Regions from separate parts of the Homo sapiens genome. Here region 1 is linked to region 2. The links are chromatin loops, found by intact Hi-C in ENCODE. Cell type or tissue: Calu3. All regions are shown on one strand. Region 1 overlaps SPIRE1 (spire type actin nucleation factor 1). Region 2 overlaps SPIRE1 (spire type actin nucleation factor 1).

Region 1 (4,000 bases), 54 kb after region 2:
ACCCTGTCTCTACTAAAAATACAAAAATTAGCCAGGCGCAGCGGCATGTGCATGTAATCCCAGCTATTTGGGAGGCTGAGGTGCGAGAATTGCTTGAACCTGGGAGGCGAAGGTTGCAGTGACCCGAGCTCGTGCCACTGCACTCCAGCCTGGGCAACAGACTAAGACTCTGTCTCAAAAAAAATAAATAAACAAATAAATAAAAGTGACAGCAGGCCAGGCATGGTGGCTCATGCCTGCAATTCCAGCACTTTGGTAGGCCAACGTGGGCAAATCACTTGAGCCCAGAAGTTCCAAACAAAACTAGGCAACATGGCAAAATCTCTGTCTCTAAAAAACGATATAAAAATTACCCAGGCATGGGCCAGGTGGTAGTGGTGGCTCACATCTATAATCCCAGCACTTTGGGAGGCCGAGGTGGGTGGATCATGAGGTCAGGAGTTCGAGACCATCCTGGCTAATATGGTGAAACCCCGTCTCTACTAAAAATACAAAAAATTAGCTGGGCGTGATGGCACGTGCCTGTAGTCCCAGCTACTCGGGAGGCTGAGGCAGGAGAATCGCTTGAACCCGGGAGGCAGAGGTTGCAGTAAGCCAAGATCACGCCGCTGCACTCCAGCCTGGTGACAGAGCAAGACTCCATCTCAGGAAAAAAAAAAAAAAAAAATTACCCAGGCATGGTGACACATGCCTGTAGTCCCAGCTACTCGGGAGGCTGAGGTGGGAGGATTGCTTGAATCTGGGAGGTCAAAGCTGCAGTGAGCCGATCAAACCACTGCACTACAGCCTGGGTGACAAAGCGAGACCCTGTCTCAAAAAAAAAAAAAAAAAAAGTGATAGCAATCTTATCCAATTACAGCTAAAATCTTAATTTTGCAAATGAACATCTAAACTTACTGTTAAGGCTCCTCCCACTCACTTAGAAGGGGCCTGTGTAAATGAAGGGACTTGAAGTTTAAGCTGCATTAGATTCATGGTAAATTCACCACTGTGTTTCTGTTTTATTTTCTCTTCTTTAATGACTAGAACTATTTGCCCTTACATCACCCATGTAAAACTAGAACACTACTTGTACATAGTAGGAACTCAAAGCATATTTGTTAGATTGAATTAACCTGACATATTTGAACTTATTATTCAAAGAGAACAATTTTTATCTATTACTGTAACTGATAAGGCATTTCACCAATCTCTAATTCTACCATTCACCCCCACTACCTACTCTGGAAACCTACACATATACTTCATATATTCCTTTCCTTTAATGATCAGGATGGGAACACAAGAAATACAGAAAGAGCAGACCAAAAAAAATGTTTTTAAACATTTTTTTGCTGGGTGCGGTGGCTCACGCCTGTAATCCCAGCACTTTGGGAGGCTGAGGTGGGTGGATCACAAGGTCAGGAGATGTAGACCATTCTGGACAACATGGTGAAACCCGTGTCTACTAAAAATACAAAAATTAGCCGAGCATGGTGGCGGGCGCCTGTAGTCCCAGCTACTCAGGAGGCTGAGGCAGGAGAATCGCTTGAACCCAGGAAGCGGAGGCTGCAGTGAGCCGAGATCACGCCACTGCCTCCAGCCTGAGCAACAGAGCGAGACTCCATCTCAAAAAAACAAAAACAAAAAAAACATATTTTTTCACTATTTCAACCTTTTCCACAAATATTCTCTCTTTAAAATCAAATAGGATTTTATGCCAAGACGATCTTCCCCTCCAAATTAGCATGAACCTTGCTGAGAAGCTTGACTGATCGTATCCTCTTTTCAAAACCCAAACAAAGCCTGAATGTTCCCTATACCAAGAAACCATTCTCAAGGGATCCCTTTATTAGTATGCACACAGGCATTCATTGTTCCTTTCAGGAAAACCTTCTACCAACCTTAAGATTATTTTAAATCAACATATGGCCATAATTTTTAAACGATTCTTTATACATCTAAACTAAAGGTACATCAAAAATTTTGAAACCAAAAGTTAAAATAAATGATTGTTGTCAGACGGGTATTTAAGTCCTGAAAGACTGTGAGACCACACATGATTCTAATCTCTAAAACTACTGCTATTAATAATTCTTTGTGGCATGCCAGAAAAGCAAATGCTTTTTAACCATGTGAAGATCTAGACTATAACCTAAACTGCATCAGTTACTACCTTCTAAAGACCCTGTATACCAAAATGTGCTCTAATTGCTAGTCAGGTATACTTATGAGTATACAAAGAGCCTGCGTGTCTTTAACCCCTTAATTAAGCGTGTGAAAGTTAAAACTTCATCAACTTGTACCTAATAAACTTTCCCAAACAACAAAGTCTTATTATTACTACAACTGCATAAACACTGGAGAAAATAAAATGTTAAATAAGCCACCAAACAAGAATCATAAACTCTCTTGATTCTAAGCAATCTATCCTCCTGTCATCACAGAAATACTTCTTAACCATACTGCTCATTTTAGGACGTTATACATAATTTAATCTTTTTACTTTCAAGAGATCCTCTAAAGAGCTAGTCTTTCCTTTTTCTTGAATTTATCTTCTTGGGTCCTATATCACACTACTTTTATGGCCATGCTAGCAATTTGGCTCTAAGTTTTACCTGAATGCTAAATAAACTCACTAATTCTTCATTTTTTTCCTTCATTGGTCTCCAGCCTCTGACACATTTCAACATTTTTCTGTTTTTCTTATAGCATATTTCTATTTATTTCATTCAAACTGAATCTAACCATTCTCAGATGTATCAATACTGTTAAAAGTAAACAAGAATTAAAATCAATTACTACCACATTCAGTCCCCTAAAAAGTCAGTAAAGCCTATGAAGTACTATTTCTTCTAAAAGGACTAAATGGAGTGATACTGCTGGTACTGGCAAGAACCAGTACGACTCATTCAGCTCAACAACAGAGTGACAATGGCCTGTAGAAGGATTCACTCACTTGAGGATTACAGCCAGAATCCACTTCTCTACCCTGAACACAATCCTGGGCACCACCTGCTAGAGCAGTGGTTCTCAACTGGGATGATTTTGCACCCTAGGGAACATCTGGCAATGGACAGAGACTTTTTTAATGTCACAATTGCAGGGGAGGGGCCTACTGGCATCCAGTGTTAGAGATCAGATCACGGATGCTGCACAGAACAGCCACCACAACAAAGTATTACTCAGCCAAAAATGCCGACAGTGCCAGTTAAGAAACTCTGACCTTGACATTTACCCCAATTCTTGGTAAAAACATAAAACAGATGGACTAGAGACAGTATAGTGGTGAGAAAGGACCACAGGATTAGAGGAAGAAGGAAACTAAAACCTACTGAGTACCTGCTATACAGCAAGTCTTGCCACTTGACATATATTATCCTCACTTATGCCCCAATCCTGTGAAAACAACAATATATTCTGATTTTACACAGAAGGCTAGACTCAGGGTGATTGGGGAACTTACTCACTGTCACTTATCTAAGGGGAAGAATCACAAAACAAATTCAAACCAAATGTTTCATTCCACAACACTACTAAGCCTAGACACTAAAAGACCAAGATTTGATTCAAAGAGTTACTAATCACTTAACTTCCCTAAACGTCCATTTAGAAAATATATCAGGCCGGGCGTGGTGGCTTACACCTGTAATCCCAGCACTTTGGGAGGCCAAGGCTGGTGGATCACTGAGGTCGGGAGTTCGTGACCAGCCTGGGCAACATGGGGAAACCCCGTCTCTACTAAAAATACAAAATTAGCCAGGCGTGGTAGTGCATGTCTGGAATCCCAGCTACTCGGGAGGCTGAGGCAGGAGAATCTCTTGAACCCGGGAGGCGGAAGTGGCAGTGAGCCAAGATTGCGCCATTGCACTCCAGCCTGGGCAACAAGAGCAAAACTCCGTCTCAAAAAAAAAAAAGAAAGAAAGAAACAGAAATCAATGGATGTGAAAACATAAACGTTGCAGATTGCTAACTACATATAATCATGATAAATACAATGAAAAAGAAAGTGTGGCCAGGC
Region 2 (4,000 bases):
GTCTACTCCTGTTCTTTAGCACTCTAGGTTGTCAAGGGCAGATCTGCAATCAAGTCTGACTGTGTATGAATGGAGTTTTCAAGTAAAGTGAAATAGCTAGAAAAGAGGAAGCCATATATATTACCCAACTTTTAGTGAAAGAAAACAAAAATGAAGGGCAAAATAAAAGCCAAGAAAGAAGACTAGAGTCTGTTCGTTTCATTTGTCAAATAAACCAAAACAATTAACTTCCCCCTCTTGAAACACTTGCTTTAATTTCCTATCCTTATTTTGCCTTTGTCATTGCATAGACATTTAATTTTCTTTTTCACCATTCTAGTTCCAATTTTCTTTTAAATATAATAGGAACAATCAAATATACAGTATCAATCTGGTCACTTTGAGTACTTAAACCTCTATTATACAGAAAATTATGAAAAAATATTTTTTCCCACAAAGTTGAAAGGGGGATGAGAAATGTTTTGACAGTGTAGGCCACATAAGTAATTGTAATTACCCACACAAGATCCTCACTGTGAAATTTCCTCAGAAGGAGAAATCTGTGGCTCATATAAAATTCCATATATTATAATGATTATGGCATTGGATCTAATTTTTTAAAATACTGTTTTATGGTTAATCCTAATATTTAAAATGAATGTGTATATTATATATCAATTATAAATAAAATTAATTTTTAAGAAATGCCTATCAACTGACAAAATACAGTTGGGAAATTTGACATTTGTAATTTACCTTAATTCATTACATGTTCCTCAAGAAGTCACTGTAGATAGGAGAACTTAATACCACAGCTATAGCCCTGCACTGTCCTGCTAACCCCCTTCCTGTTTCCTCCTTCACCTGCACTGTCCTGCTAACCCCCTTCCTGTTTCCTCCTCCACCTTAAGAATGAGCAACCCGCCCAAAAGCCTGCTCCAGTCACCACTGCCCTGTTAACTTTTATTCTAGCCAATCATCACATCTCTTGACAAATGCCTTCTTCTCTTCCTGTGCTCTTTTATAACCTAAGCACCCTTTCATTATCTTACCTCAAAACCTCTATTCACGGATTTTTGCAACTTCCCTCTAGTGTCTCTTTCTACACACACACACACACACACACACACACACACACACACACACACACACAGAGGGAGAGAGACAGAACCACTCTTGATAATCCATTAATAGCTTATTTATAACCCCCCAAAGTTGAAAGTGATCCCCCATTCTGACCACCAGATTTTTCTGGGCCTGGTGGAGTGCAGCAGGCCTGAAGGAGAGCTAGAGGGGCTCCAGAGCACACACACAGGGAAGGAAAGCCTGGTGGGAGAGGGGCGTTACTTTATTCTGTGTGGGCAAGCATCGAAGAGGCCACCAAACAGGTATGAGCCAGAACAGCTTTCCTGTGCCTAACTCATACCAGCAACTATTGGGGAGACTGTATTTGAACTATATCTCTGGGCCTGGCACTTTTTTTAACATTTGCCAATGAATGGTTTCATCTCAGCGCCCCAGAATAGTTCAACTGCTTCAAAGAAATGTTTGGAAGAAGAAATAATTTGCTGTATAGTAATAATTTGCTGAGAATTAAATACTAACAGCCTCAACTGCTGGTTTCTCTTGTACTAAGAGTATTCAAAAAACAAATAGATACGGTCTCCGCTGTTTTTTAGAGCTGCCCAACTACTTAAAATAGCTGCTTAATTTCTTTGCTCCACTTTCCAGGGGCACAATTAAATATGCAGGCTGGAGGAAGAAGAGTGGAATCAAATGGCACAGATGCCCACATGACTGCATAGCTGGGTGTGTAGGCCCTGGACTGCCCCAGCTCACCCCCATCCACTCATGTCTAGATGTAAGACTGAGGAAAACTGCAGCGAAGGTGTGGGTGAGCAAACAGCTGGGACTGCATTGGCCAGGGACGCATGTGCAGAGGCGGCAGAGTTCACATACTTTGGATTTTTATACAAGAGACTAGCTTGAGTCACTAACCAGAGGGCACATAATCTTTGACATTTCAAAATTTCGAGATATATGATGTAAGAAAACCATTTACTCCTAATATTTTCTTATGTCTAATATTTGACATAATTACGTCTTCCTAAACATACACATTTTTAAACTAAATTAGAAATGTAAAATTATTATAAGATATCTCAAATCTAAAATTCTTTTTGAATTCTGTCAGAAGAAATGATTCTTTCAAGAACACTCCCTAAATTCCTGGTTATTAAAAACAATATTTTGAATACTGCCTAAGATTTCCTTTAGAGGTCACATAAAAGGCCAAATTACATTTTAATGACTATACAGTAGAAAACTATACTTCTATAACAACTGGCTTTCTGGCAGTATCTGTCCTAACATATTTTTAGCATATGCCACTGTTTACACTGTTTTTTTTTTCCCTAGTAACAGTGAAACTTCACCAGACCAAATTAACTACCAATTTAAGAAAAATTTAAATATTATCAATAAAACCTATTTTAATGACTTCCTTGGATTATTCTCGAGACTTTTCTAACAGGTCCTTACCTTTGATATCACTTAAAACTTACAGAAAAGTCTCAGGAATTAAAATGACTGAAAAGGCAAGGATATCGACTGGCTCAGTGGGAAAGCATGCAGCCCTGATTGTCACTGGCAATCACCTAAAATCTCAAGAGGAAGTGGCTGCTGGATGAAGCACACACTGAGGGCTAGAAGGCGGAAAGACAAAAAGAACCTGAGTATTTGATAAGACTGTGGAGCTCTAAATAAAGCCAACTCTGAAGCCCACCCCTCTGGAGTTCTAGCTTCTGAGCCAATTTTTGTATCACTTTAAGTTTTTTGGCATTTTTTTTGTTTTGATATAATTTTAAACTTACAGAAACGCCTCAAAAATATACAGAAATTATCAGGAATTCCTGTATATCCTTTGACCAGATTTATCAATACCAATGTTTTACCCCATTTGCTTTATTCACATTTTCTTTCACAAACCGCTGGAGAGTAAGTCACAAACTTTATGCCCATCTCTTCTCCAAATATCTACAAATAAGGGCATGTCTTAGATGACCACAATATAATTATAAAAATAAGAAATTTAACATCTAATCCACAGTCTATATTCAAATTTCAACTGTTCCCCAAACATGCTCTTTGTACTATCCTTCCTAACCCAGGCTCATCCATTGCATTTGTTGTCTTATCTCTTTAGCTTTTTTCTTTTTTTGAGACAGAGTCTCATTCTGTCAGCCAGGCTGGAGTGCAGTGGCACAACCATAGCTCACACAACCAAGCTCATAACCTTGAATTCCCAGGCTCAAGTGATTCTCCCACCTCCTGAATAGCTAGGACTACAGGTACGCCCCACTACACCTGGCTAATTTAAAAAAATTTTTTTATAGAGATGGCATCTCGCTATGTTGCCTAGGCTGGTCTCAAACTCCTATCCTCAAGTGATCCTCCCACCTTGACCTCCCAAAGTGCTGGGATTACAGGTGTGAGCCACCACATCCCTCTTTAGTCTCCTTTAATCAAAAACAGTTCTTCAGCCTTTGTCTTTCATTACAATGACACTGGAAGAATACAGGTCAGGTACATGGTTCCTCAGGTATTTGGTTTGTCTCATGTTTCTGCAGGTTATGCACACTTGGCAGAGATACCTGGCAGAGATACATGACCCTTTCAGTGAGTCAGGAGGCACATGGTATGGTTTGTCCTAATACTGGTGATGTCAACTTTTATTACTGTGGCACACAGACTCTAAGACATCCCTGTCCTTGCCACCTCCTGCTGTTCATGCCCTGTGTGACTCCTCCCTTTGAGTCTAGGTGGGACCTGTGAAGTGCTTCTAACTGACAGAATACAGCAAAAGTGATGGGATGTTCACTATTACAAATACATGATTATATTACATAAGACAGCTTCCATCTTGCTGGAGTCTCCTCTCCTTTGCTGGCTGTGAGGGAGCAAGTGGCCACGTTGGGAACCCACATGGCAAAGGAACTGCAGATAGATAGTCTCTACGTGC

The links. A loop is a pair of places that touch in the nucleus more often than their neighbours do. Peaks named below come from ENCODE experiments on the same cell type or tissue, not always from the same donor. Only the 100,000 strongest peaks of a DNase experiment are listed, where the experiment ranks them.
Region 1: it touches region 2 in a loop (4-fold over the local background); 20 of 110 quality-filtered maps call a loop at or near these places.

The regions. Positions count from the first base shown.
Region 1 is chr18:12,650,063-12,654,062 of GRCh38, forward strand. All of the region lies in intron 1 of SPIRE1 (spire type actin nucleation factor 1), which reads right to left. Among named protein-coding and RNA genes, the nearest start is that of SPIRE1, 6.0 kb to the right of the region's middle. RefSeq lists an enhancer at 1,507-2,090. In Calu3, no CTCF peak of the experiment used is centred here; no DNase peak of the experiment used is centred here.
Region 2 is chr18:12,596,075-12,600,074 of GRCh38, forward strand. The region is part of intron 2 of SPIRE1 (spire type actin nucleation factor 1); the gene reads right to left. Among named protein-coding and RNA genes, the nearest start is that of SPIRE1, 60 kb to the right of the region's middle. In Calu3, no CTCF peak of the experiment used is centred here; DNase peaks (open chromatin) are centred at 877 and 1,877.